Linked DNA regions of Homo sapiens: regions 1, 2 and 4 are each linked to region 3. A link is a contact called in ENCODE Hi-C or POLR2A ChIA-PET data. All regions are on one chromosome and are shown on one strand. Each heading gives the region's core, a stretch centred on a gene start or an enhancer-like site at or near the end of the contact. The rest is flanking DNA. Distances are from core to core; before and after follow the strand shown. Region 1 overlaps GNG7 (G protein subunit gamma 7). Region 2 holds the start of FAM174C (family with sequence similarity 174 member C). Region 3 holds the start of MKNK2 (MAPK interacting serine/threonine kinase 2). Region 4 holds the start of MIDN (midnolin).

Region 1 (3,062 bases), core at 314-2,813, 570 kb after region 3:
GTCACTGCCCCCCTCACAAACCTCTGTCCTGATCCCCCAACCCACACACCAGAGCTGGGCCCATGCACCGGGAAACCTGCCACCCCAGGGGCCACTCCAGTCTCAGACCAACAGGATATTAAAAAAGGCGAAACCTCAGAACCGTTTCCTATCGAAACCAATTAGAAAGCTCTTGGGTATGAGTCCAATGTTTTCAAGCAACTAAAGGCAAAAGAGAAGATTTTCAACGAAACATCCCAGCTGGGGGTGAGCTTCTTAGGGTCCTGTCATCGGCCACCCTAGAGGGACCTAGGGGTGAGCTTATGCCGTCAGCACCCCCAGCCAACGTGGGTCGGCCAGTTAGCTGGGCGTGGTGTTGTGCGCCTGTAATCCCAGCTACTTGGGAGGTTGAGGCAGGAGAATTGCTTGAACCCGGGAAGTGGAGGTTGCAGTGAGCCGAAATCGTGCCATTGCACTCTGGCTCCGGGCAACAGAGCAAGACAGCTCTGTGCAGAGAACAGACTCCTGCGGTGGAAATGCTGGCTGCCTTTGAGGCTGGGTTCTGTGACCTTGGGTTTCCCAGCCTGAGCTTCCAGTTTCATTTATAAAAGGGGTGACGTGGCCGCCTTCCTGCAGGCGCTCTGAAGGTGGCAGATTACACAGAGGTGGTACGACTCATACAGGTTTCTGCAAACGGGGGCCCCATCAACAGTCACCTTTCCTTAGCACAGCGCCTTCCTCCTGGGGTGACCTCGCCCCTTCCTGCACACCCCAGGAGCTTCCTGAGACCTGAGTAAAGCTCACTTCCCTTGCAAGGGGTTTAGTGACGTCCCTTCAAAATTCTTGTCCACGGGGAACCTCGGAAAATGACTGTTACGGACTAATTGCATTTGCTTAAAACTTATGTTGAAGCTGGATGTGGTGGTCCACACCTGTGGTCCCAGCTACTCGGGAAGCTGAGGCGGGAGGATTGCTTGAGCCCTAGGATTTCAGGGCTGCAGTGAGCTATGATGCTGCCACTGCACTCCAGCCTGTGCAACACAGCAGCAAGACTCCAGACACAAAAAATTAATTAAAGAAAAATGGCTGGGCACAGTGGCTCACTCCTGTAATCCCAGCACTTTGGGAGGCCGAGGTGGGCAGATCACCTGAGATAAGGAGTTCGAGACCAGCCTGACCAACATGGACAAACCTCATCTCTACTAAAAACACAAAGTTAGCCGGGCGTGTTGGTGCGCGCCTGTAATCCCAGCTACTCGGGAGGCTGAGGCAGGAGAATTGCTTGAACCTGGGAGGCAGAGGTTGCAGTGAGCCAAGATGGCACCACTGCACTCCAGCCTGGGTGACAGAGCAAGACCTCATCTAAAACAAACAAACAAACAAACAAACAAAAACAAAGAAGGAGACACAGAGAGACAGCAGAAAACAGAAGCAGAGACTGGAGCAATTCGACGGTAAGCACAAGCCAGGTTTGCCAGAGCCCCCAGAAGCCAGAGGACGCGGAAGGATCCTCTCCTGTAGCGCCCAGGGGAGCACAGCTCTGCAGACAGCTTGGTTTAGTACTTCTGCCCTCCAGAACCGTGAGAGGACACACGTCTGCGGATTGATACTTCCGGGTCTGTGGTCACCTGTTATGGCAGCCACAAGAGGCTCGTCTGCCCCTTTTCTCTCCCCTTCCTTCATGCTGATCACCACGGAGGAGTGAGTTCGATTCCCTCTGCCTGCCCAAAACCCTCATCAACTTTTTTTTTTTTTCTCTCTCTTTTGAGACGGAGTCTTGCTCTGTCACCCAGGCTGGAGTGCAGTGGCGAGATCTCGGCTCACTGCAAGCTCTGCCTCCCGGGTTCACGCCATTCTCCTGCCTCAGCCTCCTGAGTAGCTGGGACTACAGGCGCCCGCCACCACACCCGGCTAATTTTTTGTATTTTCAGTAGAGACGGGGTTTCACCATGTTAGCCAGGATGGTCTCGATCTCCTGACCTTGTGATCCGCCTGTGTCGGCCTCCCAAAGTGCTGGGATTACAGGCATGAGCCACCGCGCCCGGCTCCTGGTGGTTTTTAAGCTTGCAAAGGGTGCGGGATAAGCCCTGCAGAAGTCAATGGTCAGTAATGAGGGCTGGGGATTCAGCCCATCTCCAGGGAAAGCCCCCGAAACTGGCAACACCAGCTGCTTCCGGGAAGGGGAACCCAATGCGAGCAACGCGGCAGAGAGGGGGCTTCCGGGAAGGGGAACCCAACGCGAGCAACGCGGCAGAGAGGGGGGCTTCCGGGAAGGGGAACCCAACGCGAGCAACGCGGCAGAGAGGGGGGCTTCCGGGAAGGGGAACCCAACGCGAGCAACGCGGCAGATAGGGGGCTTCCGGGAAGGGGAACCCAATGCGAGCAACGCGGCAGAGAGGGAGGCTTCCGGGATGGGGAACCCAATGCGAGCAACGCGGCAGAGAGGGAGGCTTCCGGGATGGGGAACCCAATGCGAGCAACGCGGCAGAGAGGGGGCTTCCGGGAAAGGGAGCTCAATGCGAGAGCAACGTGGCAGAGAGGAGGGCTTTGTTTTCACTTTCACCGTGTATCATTTATACCACTAGAGCTCTGACACCCCGGGCACGGCCACTGATAGAAAACATTGGTCCTTCTTCCTGGGGGTGTGTGGCCAAGTGAGGGTGGGTGAGGGAGAAGCCACTTTCCGGCTAAGGTCCTCAACACCCAGGCTCAGTCTGAGCTCTTCTGTGTCCCAGGAGGCAAAAAGGTGACCACAGGTTGGGCTGTAGTATCAAACCCAGAACAAACGGGGTGTTCCAAGCCTGGGCAACATAGCCAGACCCCATCTCTACAAAAAAATAATTAGCCAGGCGTGGTGGTGCACCTGTAGTCCCAGCTACTTTGGAGGCTGAGATGGGAGGATCGCTTGAGCATGGGCATTTGAGGCTGCAGTGAGCTGTGATCGTGCCACTGCACTCCAGCCTGGGCAACAGAGCAAGACCAGGTCTCAAGAAAACAAATAAACAAGGTGTTCCTTACCCAAAGGAATTGCAAGGAGGGGCTCGGACAGATACTTGTACTGTTCACTCATGTTCACAGCACCC
Region 2 (2,913 bases), core at 16-2,515, 780 kb before region 3:
CCTGTGGAGGACGTTGGGAGTAACGCTGCTTTGCTTTGGCAGGTTGAAGGGGCCCGGCCAGGACTCGGGGAAGGGTGGCCTGAGAGCAGCGATGACCTCTGGGGTCACTGTCCCAGGAGGGACTTCACCTGGAACAAGAGCTGGAGGCAGCCGCTTGCCCAGGAGGCTTGTCCCCTGTAAGTGCTTTCGGGAAGAGTGGCATGTGGCGCTGAGCCCTGTCCCGGGCGGCACCTGGGCGTTTCAGTGAGTCCTGCTCTCCCGCACCTATGGCCCCATGGCGGGCGCCTTTCGGTGTGTGTTGGGTGCAGGGCAGCGCCTCCCGGGAGCGCCGGGTCCCCCGCCTGGAGCCCGCGCCTGTTCTCCCTCCCTTCCTCCTCCTTCCAGGAGGCGCTTCGCCAGTGAGGTGCGGGCTCAGGGCCTCGAGTCTCTCCTGGAGCACGGGCTGCGGTGCGCCGGCAGCTTACGGGGCGGCCAGTCCTTGCCCACAACGATGTGGAGCCCTGTGAAAGTCGGATTCGAATAAAGGGCCACGTGTGCACCCAGAAAGCCGAGTCTGTGGTTCAGGGGGGTCTGTCGGCGGAGCGGGGCCACTGGAAGAAAAGCCTGCGGACCTCGGTTCAGCGCACGAGTAGGACCCGACAGGGAAGACTGCAAGGGTCATTGTCCGAGCAGTGACCGCGGGGGGCTCGCCACTGAGGGGGTTCGCAGCGCGGAGACTCCAGTCTCGCGGGATCTGAGGCGCACTCGGCTTCGAGGGAGCGGCGGCCGCGCAGCCGCTGTCAGGCCCCGTCTTGGGCCGAGTCCCGGGTTCCCTGTAGCAGGCTTGGGAGCGGGGCGCCACCTTCCTGGGCCCTGGACGTGGCCGACGCGTTCTCAGTGTCCGTGAGGCCGGGGCAGGAGTGGCGGGGGTCGCCCCGAAGTGGGTGGGAATGAGCGGCCCGAGGTCCTGAAGTCGGGGTCCGCCCCGTCTCCCCGCTGCCAGCCCGATTTCCTCGGAAGCCGCGACCCCCCACGCTGGGCTGGCAGTTCTGGGCTCTGCCGGCTGCGCCTTGCCGGGACTCCCACGGGCGGGCTCCGGGCCTCCGTCCTGATCCCTTGGAGCGGTTCGACGAAGCAAGTTCCGCGGCGGGCGCGCGGGGCACTGTGGGTAGCGCCGGGGCTCACCAGGCGGAGGCGGGGCCCGGCGTCAAGCTCCGCCTCCGCGCCCCATTGGCTGGCATCACCTCCGCGCGCCTGACTGACAGCGCGCATAGGGGCGGGGCGCCGCCACCGCTTCCGCCGGGCCATGGGGCCGCGCGTGCTGCAGCCGCCGCTGCTGCTGCTCCTGCTGGCGCTGCTGCTGGCGGCGCTGCCGTGCGGTGCCGAAGAGGCCTCGCCGCTGCGCCCCGCGCAGGTCACGTTGTCGCCGCCGCCGGCCGTGACGAACGGGAGCCAGCCGGGCGCGCCACACAACAGCACGCACACGCGTCCGCCGGGGGCGTCGGGCTCGGCGCTGACGCGCTCCTTCTACGTGATCCTGGGCTTCTGCGGCCTGACCGCGCTCTACTTCCTGATCCGGGCGTTTAGGTGCGTCAGGCGCACGTGGGCGCCGTCTCTCAGCCTTGGCCAATTAGCGCGCGCCTAGTGCGTCACGTGCCGGGCCGCGGGGTCCTCCCCTCCCTCCCTCCCTCCCTCCCTCTCTCCCTGTTGGAGTGGGCGTGGGCGGTGCTGTGCGGGGTCGTCACGTGGTGTGGGCGGTGCAGGGGCCACGGGACTCACCCGCTCTCCAGCCTGCGCCTGGGGTTGGAGGTGCCCAGCGCGCCGCCTCTTAACTCGGGGGTGACGCTGCCCGTTTCCCAGGTGGGGCCACTGAAGCCGGAGCATGCCGGGCAGGGGTCAGGCCCTGGCGGGGCGAGGGGGCCTCCTTGGCTCCTTGTCGCCGGATGCCCGTCCTCGTTCTCATCTTCCCGCCTGCCGCCAGGCCTTTCCGTGGGGTCCCGATATTTTCCTTTCTGCTTCTACCCACTGAAGCTGGTTCGTCGCCAGGGTCGGCCACGTGCCCGCCTTGGGTGCTCCCACAGCCCGGGAGGTGCAGCTGCGTCCCCAGACCCTCGCGGGGGTCTCCAGCTGTAGGCAGCCCCTGGGCAGGAGGGGCTTCTGCGTGTTCAGGCCACCCCGGCTTCCCTGGCCTGTGGCTCCAGTCTCCTCTGGGCTCCTGACTACCCAGTGTGGCTGCTTCTCCCGGGTGGGAGAGACACAGCGAGGACCTTATCCCTCCCCATCACCACCCTGGCAAAGTCAAGCCGCTTTTTATTTTTTATAAGTTTTTATTGTAGCGATGGGGTCTCGCCATGTTACCCGCGCTGGTCTGAACTCCTGGGCTCAAGTGATCCTTTTTCGTTGGCCTCCCAAAGTGCTGGCATTATAGATGTGAGCACCTGCACTCCGCCATGCTGCTTTTTATGGGCCCTGTGCAGAGCCTCCCCTGTGCTCCACACCTCTTCCTGTGGAAGCACCTGCTGCGCGCTCTCCCCTGCCTGTATGCCGCGCCCTCCCTGCCTCCCGGGCTGCTGGGGCCACCAGGGGCTTGGCCCTGAGACAGGCTTCCATTCTGTTGTCTTTGGCAAAGTCTCACCCCTGTGTGAGCCTCAGTCTTTTCATCAGTGCAATGGGAGTGACATCAGCGTGCCTCTCCTGGGGTCCTGGCGCAGGGGAGATGGGAGGGCCTGGTAGGGCACATGTCTTCTTACTGTCATCGCCATGGGAGTGAATGGTAATCACTTGGCGATTAGGACATGAAAGAAGCAGGCACAGCAAAACCAGGGAGGTCTGCAGCAGGGCTCGGGGCTCCAGTAGAGGACGGCAATGAGAGTCCTGAGGGAAGGAGGAGGCAGGGTTGGCGGGGAGGGGCCACTGACTATGCCTGGACCTACT
Region 3 (2,864 bases), core at 365-2,864:
GTGTGCTTTAGCTGCCTGGCTGGCCCCATGCACTGACTCTGTATCAGCTCATGCCTGGCCCTAGGAGGGAGAAGACCACTGTCAGGTCCTCCTCTTTCCCGCCCAGCCCCTGACACTCTGATGGTGCCAGGCCTGCTGCCCTAGGGGAAAACTGGGCAGGGGTGGCAGGGGTGGAGTGCTGCCCTGGGGCACTGGCTGGACAGACCTGGGAATTCTTCCCAGTCTCTCTTTGCTCCTCCCACCCTGGAGCACCGCGTTGTGTGTACACACAAGACAGAGACACACACACACACAAACACACACACATACACTCACACTCTCTCTTCCTCTCTCCAGTCCTGCCTTCCCTACCGGGCAACAGGTCCCTGCCCAAGGAAGCCCAGTGAAGCGATTACATAACCCCGGCCTGAGGGGTGGGGCGGGCCGGCTGACATCACTGCGTCCCCTGGGCCAGGTCCTGCGGGGCCCCTGCCCAGCACCTGCCCTCCCCTTCCCCCCCAAGATTTGCTCATCTGAAACCAGCACTCAACAGCAGTCACCACCCGGGCTGCGCAGAAACTTCCCGCTCCGACAGGAAACAGCACTTGGGCCTGGGGTGTCTGCGAAGTGCAGGGCTGAGGGGACATCCCATCCCCTCCCCCACGGCACAGGCCCCCTGGGGGTGGGTGCACCTGACCAGCCCGGCCTGGGGATTCTGAAAGAAAGTCCCCAGAAGCCACATGGAGGTGGGAATGGGACTGTGGCCCGCTGACCCGTCCCCACCAGGGCACAACCAGCTGGAGCTTGCAGGGGACACCCCCCATAAGCCACATGCAGCGACTGGGACAGGACTGCAGCCTGCTGACCCCCCAGAACATACCCGGCGGGGGCTTGCAGGGGACACACAGCCTGGTGCCCTGACCCGGAGGGGGCTCCTGCTCCCAGCCTCACTTGGGGGTCCTGGAGGAAGGACCCGGCGGCCATGGCTGGAGAGAGGACTGTGGCCTGCTGAACCCCCATCCTCGCACACCGACCCCGCTTCAGCGCACGGCCGGCCCGGGCAGCCCCGGGTGTAGGGCGGGGGCCAGGCACGAGCCCCGGGAGCCGATCTTAGGGGCGGGCCCCGCGCCCCCCACGCCGGCCATTCCGGTGGTCCAGCCCGGAGCGCCCCCAAACCGACCCCGGGCCTCACCTTGAACGAACGGTGGAAACCCTGAAGTTCGGCTGGTTTCTTCTGCACCATCTTCTGTCCGGGCCCCGCCAGCGGGGGAGGGGACCGAGGGCCCGGGGGGAGGCCCGAGGGCGGGCGGCCGGGCGGGGGGCGGCCGAGGAGGGGACCCTGCGGGCGGGAGCAGACAAAGGGAGGGCGGTGAGCGGAGCCCGGCCTGCCAGGAGCGCGGACCGGGCGGGGGCGGCGAGGGCTCCGCGGGGCCCGTTTCCCGCTACCGGGTCGGTGTCCTCGGGGCCGCCCTGGGGTTCGCACTCACCGGGGTCGGGCTTGGGCCGGGGCCGCAGTGCCGCCGCCGCCCCACGTCGCGCAGCCCGGACCCCGCTCCGCGGACCGCGCGGGGAACAGCGCCGCCGCCGCCGCCAGCGCGGACCCCTCTACCTGGGCCACCGCCGCTGAGAGGAGCCGGGCGCGTCGCCGCCGCCGCCACCTTTATAGGCCCGGACCTGCTCTGGCCCCGCCCCCGACGCAGGCTCCGCCCGGCCTCACCCCCTGCGCACGACGTGGGCGGAGCCAGAAGAGGGCGCTCTCCGGGAACCCAGTGCGGCTGCGCGCTCCGGCGGTGGGGCGTGTCCGAAACGGCTAGCGCACGCCTGCGCAGTGCGGCGCACGGGGGTCTCGGTGCGGAACCTAGGCAGCGACCCTGCGGCGCGCCCGGAGCTGGCCTGTTTTTGCCGCCTGAGGCTCGCGGGGCCCGTGGGACCTGCGAGGCCCTGGGCCGTGTCCTACCGCCTGGCCCCACACAGGGCAACTCCCTTGGCCTGTCAACCCAGGCCTAGTATACCCCGACTCCCTTGGTTCATGCCCTCGCTCTAGAACCTGCCATGGCTCCCTCTTGCAGTTCTCCAGTGCTGGCTCCAGCAGTCCCCCTCGTGCACCACCAGCACGCTTGGAGTCCCAGCCACTCCCTTCTAGTGCTGGGGGACCAGCCACCGCCACCTACTTTCTTCTTCCCCTGGGCCACCCTGCCTGGGGAGCACTGAGCTCCCCGAGTTTGCTTTGTGGTTGGCAGGAACCAGAGTAGAGGGTGGGGACCGAGGTCTGTGAAGGACCCTTCCTCTGTCCTCGAATAGCATTTCAGGGAGAACTGGGACCTGAGACCCACTGGGAAAGAGCCCAAGGGGTGGATGGTCGCCAGGACAGGAAGTAAAACACAGTCCCATTTTGGCTGGGGCCCCAAACCAGGCTTAGATAGAATCAGCCTGTCCTGAGCTGCCAGTCCCCCATCCCACAGCATCCTGGTTCAAAGTGCTCCCCAGGCCCCGGGCCTGGGGCACACAAGGAGTGGGGGTTCCCCTGCTGGGTGGACTGTGGTCTCCTCTTCTGCAGGGGTTTCCAGAAGCTTCGCACAGCCCATCCCACCATCCCCCAACCAGGCCCTGAGCTCAAGAGGGGCTGGAGCCCCACTGACCTGAAGCTGGAGGGCCCCTGCCTGCAAGGCCACAGCTCTCAGGCCACAGGGGCTGGGAGGCCTGGCCTCAGCCACCCCCGGGGCATTGGGGGGAAGCCTGTGGGGAATTCCCAGCCAGAACCCAGCCCAGCACCTGGCATTGCCCTGACTCTTGGCAATGGGGGGACAGAAAACCAGGTCCCCCAGCCCCCCTTATTGTGCATGTGGGTGCGTGTGTGTGCGTGTGAACACATACACGCACAAACA
Region 4 (3,114 bases), core at 449-2,948, 800 kb before region 3:
CAATGGCACAATCTCAGCTCACCACAATCTCCGTCTCCCGGGTTCGAGCAATGCTCCCGCCTCAGCCTCCCAAGTAGCTGAGATTACAGGCGCACATCACCACGCCTGGCTAATTTTTGTGTTTTTAGTACAGACAGGGTTTCACCATGTTGATCAGGCTGGTCTCGAACTCCTGACCTCGTGATCCGCCCGCCTCGGCCTCCCAAAGTGCCAGGATTACAGGCATGAGCCACCGCGCCCGGCCTTTTTTTTTTTTTTTTTTTTTTTTGAGACGGAATCTCGTTTTGTCGCTCAGGCTGGAGTGCCCTGGCACGATCTGGGTTTATTGTAACCTCCGCCTCCCGCGTTCAAGCGATTCTCCTGCCTCAGCCTCCTGAGTAGCTGGGACTACAGACACATGCCACCATGCCCAGCTAATTTTTGTATTTTTAGTAGAGACAGGGTTTCACCATGTTGGCCAGGCTGGTCTCAATCTCTTGACCTTGTGATCCGCCCGCCTCGGCCTCCCAAAGTGCTGGGATTACAGGCGTGAGCCACCGCGCCCGACCGCATCATCTTTTTTATGTGACAAACTCCTAGTCATTCCTCAAACCGCAGCCCCTGTGACCCCCTTCCAAGGGTTATCCCAGCCTCTCCCTCTCTGGCCTAGCCCTGACCCTTCGGGGCTGGGTGTGCCTGTCAAGGTGGGGGCCACGGCTGCCGGGAGCATGGGTGGCAGCCGGAAGGAGACCTGGGGAGGAGCGCAGCCCTGGGAGGGGCGCCCATGGCCAGGGTGGGGGTGGAGGTGGTCAGGCCAGATAAAGGGAGGGGCCAGATGAGTGGACAGGAGGTGCTCCCGTAGGAATGGGGTCCCCTTCTCTAAATAGAGGGGCAGGACGGGGCCCACCTCAACCAGGACCATCCTCAAAAAGCCGACGGGGAAGGGTGAGATGCACACCACATTCGTGTCTCATTGGCTGTGGCCTCAGTTTCTTCATCTGTAAAATGGGGTAATGCCCACCCCAAAGGCTGGGAACCAGTGCATGTCCTGCATTAATGGGGGGTGATGGCCCCAAAGTGATCCTGCCGCATCCCCTCACCACACTCCCACCCACCCTGGAGAAACTGAGGCTTGGAGAGGCCAGTTACCTCCCGGGGTCACAGCATAGCCGGCTGGTGACTGGCTGGGCACAAGGCAGGCCTGGCACTGGCTAATCGCTCCATAAATGCCCTCTGAGGTCACCATTGACAGATGCAGGAGGCCAGGGCTGGCCAGGGCACCCCCACTCTACGGCAGGTGACTCCAGCCTGTTTTCCTGGACGACAGCCGCTGACTCAGGCCCCTCTTCCCGTCCCCCCCACGCGGGCGCCCCCAGGCGGAAGCACCGGGCCTGGGGCGACAGGAAGGGGGCGGGGCAGCGAGTCGCGCTGTACACCCCAAAACCCTGTCCCGCTGACGATTCGGGGTGCATCTCAGCCCGCGGCGAGGCGGGCCGAGACCCTTGGCTCGGGGCATTCAAGGGGAGTCCCCCCATGAACTGCGCCAAGCCTGGGTCCCGGGTGGCCCAGCCGTCAAGGCGCCCCAGGGCCAGGGCCGGCAGGCAGGGGCGGGGGCCAGTCTGCGTCACCGCCCGCCCGGCCCCCCGCCCCCCTGCCCGCCCTAACTCCACCCCGAGGGAAGGCGGCGCGGATAAAGGCTGAGGGCCGCGCGCTTGGCCCAGACCGGCCCGGCCAGCGCGCATTCGGCCCCGGACGAAGGTACTCGCAGCACTTGGAGCGCAGAACCGGCCGCGCCCGGTGAGTGTGGAGGGGGGGGACCTGCGGGCCGAGGAAGGGTGCCCACTCTAGATGGCTCAGGATGCCCGCACTTTTCTTTGTTCTTGGGACAGGAGGGATCGGGGAGCCTCCGGTCCTGGGAAGCCCCCCGGGGTGCGGGGTGGGAGGGGCTCCGCGCAGCCAGCGCCGCCCTGGCCGGACCTCAGCCCCCGCCCCGCCCCCCGGGGCACTCCCCCTTCACCGCGGGTGACCTTGAACTGGTTGCCGTTCCGCCCTCCGTTGCCCAGCCACACGGTCCCAGTCTCCCGACTACAGTCTTTCGTTCCCGATCGGGGTTCCTCCCCCGCGCGCAGCCCAGTCGTCTTCCTCCCCTGCCAGGGGCAGCGCGGCGCCCCCTCCCCGGGACTCCGGGCGGCGCTCCCAGGCGGGCCCGGCAGAGGGCGCGCCCGAGCTGCTGACTCACCGCATCCCCGAGCGCGCGCGGGCGCAGCCGGGGACGCCGCGTCACGTCACGGCTCGAGCGGGCGCGCCTCGGGGAAACGGGTTCTGCCCGCGGCCGGCGGGTGGGCGCGCGGGGCCCCCGGCGGCAGCCACCCGGCCACGTCACCGAGGTGCGGGCGCCCCGCCCCGGCCACAACTCCGCCCCCACGCACCACGCCCTCCCCGGGGCCGCGGCCCTAGCCTCACCGTCGCCCGCCCGCCCCGGGACCCCGGCCACGAGGCGCGGACTTCGCGCTCCCGCTTCCGCTCGCGGCTTTTCCCGGACGAAGGCGGCGGGGTGGCCCCACGACTTCCTGCCCCTCCCGGCGCCGGGAACAATGGCCCGCGCCCCCTCCCGCTCCCGGCCGCTCCCTTGGGATCGCGAGGGGTACCAGACCCGTCTCCAGACCTGGGTCCCGCGCCCCCCGGGGCGCGCCCGCCCTTTGTTGCGGGCTCCGGGCGCTTATGAATGGCTGCGGGCGCGGGCGGGGCGGGGGCGGGCGCGGAGAGGCGCCAGCCCCGCCCCCGCTGCGCTCCCCTTGGTCGCCTGGGCGCTGGGGGCGGGGCGAGGGGGCGGGCCCGGCTGCCACGTGGGGCGGTGCCGCGGCGGCTCTCATAGGCCCGGGCTCGCGGCCGACTGGGCGCTCGGCGCGCGGCGATTGGCCGGCGCCCGGCCGGCGGAGTAAGTAGTGAATGGGAGGGGGCGGCGGCCCCGCCCCCTGGAACGTTGATACATTATAACTTTTTTTTCTTGTTACTTTCACCCCCAGATCCTCCGAGCGGCGGCGACGGCTGTTGCTAAGGGAGGGGACGCGCGAGGAAGCGCGACCCGGGCGGCAGACGGCACCCAGCGCCACCAGCCGAGCGGCGCCCCCTCCC

The links. A loop is a pair of places that touch in the nucleus more often than their neighbours do. ChIA-PET counts read pairs that join two places held with the same protein, here RNA polymerase II (POLR2A). Pooled maps may share reads with other maps.
Region 1: a loop to region 3 is called in a pooled map, with 5 times the contacts of the local background. The contact joins the enhancer-like site here to the promoter of MKNK2 in region 3. A Hi-C loop is called at or near these places in 1 of 168 maps with a recorded cell type or tissue (gastrocnemius medialis), 1 of 37 single-sample maps with no recorded cell type and 6 of 50 pooled maps. POLR2A ChIA-PET finds 5 or more read pairs at or near these places in 3 of 52 experiments (B cell, GM12878 and activated B cell).
Region 2: a loop to region 3 is called in a map of heart left ventricle, with 4 times the contacts of the local background. The contact joins the promoter of FAM174C here to the promoter of MKNK2 in region 3. A Hi-C loop is called at or near these places in 1 of 168 maps with a recorded cell type or tissue (heart left ventricle), 1 of 37 single-sample maps with no recorded cell type and 16 of 50 pooled maps. POLR2A ChIA-PET finds 5 or more read pairs at or near these places in 5 of 52 experiments (MCF 10A, WTC11, activated B cell and 1 more).
Region 4: a map of ovary shows a loop between it and region 3 (4-fold over the local background). The contact joins the promoter of MIDN here to the promoter of MKNK2 in region 3. A Hi-C loop is called at or near these places in 1 of 168 maps with a recorded cell type or tissue (ovary) and 6 of 50 pooled maps. POLR2A ChIA-PET finds 5 or more read pairs at or near these places in 2 of 52 experiments (PC-3 and activated B cell).

The regions. Positions count from the first base shown.
Region 1 is chr19:2,620,353-2,623,414 of GRCh38, forward strand. All of the region lies in intron 2 of GNG7 (G protein subunit gamma 7), which reads right to left. Among named protein-coding and RNA genes, the nearest start is that of MIR7850, 8.8 kb to the right of the region's middle. RefSeq lists enhancers at 446-745, 1,625-1,824. Within about 2 kb of position 1,564, at least 24 of the 41 ENCODE cell types and tissues checked have a DNase peak (open chromatin) inside an H3K27ac peak, as active enhancers do; they include B cell, GM12878 and gastrocnemius medialis, where a contact is called at or near this core.
Region 2 is chr19:1,274,265-1,277,177 of GRCh38, forward strand. FAM174C (family with sequence similarity 174 member C) reads left to right here and starts at 1,266. Exons shown (of 3, transcript NM_017914.4): 1 at 1,266-1,566. The coding sequence starts at 1,286. CIRBP (cold inducible RNA binding protein) reads left to right here. Exons shown (of 6, transcript NM_001300829.2): 6 at 1-546. RefSeq lists silencers at 773-997, 896-955, 966-1,335, 1,666-1,735 and an enhancer at 2,296-2,375.
Region 3 is chr19:2,049,630-2,052,493 of GRCh38, forward strand. MKNK2 (MAPK interacting serine/threonine kinase 2) reads right to left here and starts at 1,615. Exons shown (of 14, transcript NM_199054.3): 1 at 1,467-1,615; 2 at 1,172-1,318. The coding sequence starts at 1,222. RefSeq lists enhancers at 1-523, 700-759 and silencers at 330-519, 1,250-1,789.
Region 4 is chr19:1,246,885-1,249,998 of GRCh38, forward strand. It overlaps MIDN (midnolin), which reads left to right and starts at 1,699. Exons shown (of 9, transcript NM_001388306.1): 1 at 1,699-1,776; 2 at 3,006-3,114. It overlaps LOC102723811 (a long non-coding RNA gene), which reads right to left and starts at 1,188. Exons shown (of 2, transcript XR_007067082.1): 1 at 1,129-1,188; 2 at 1-977. RefSeq lists silencers at 1,153-1,692, 1,783-2,242, 2,303-2,422, 2,453-2,922, 3,103-3,114 and an enhancer at 1,776-2,309.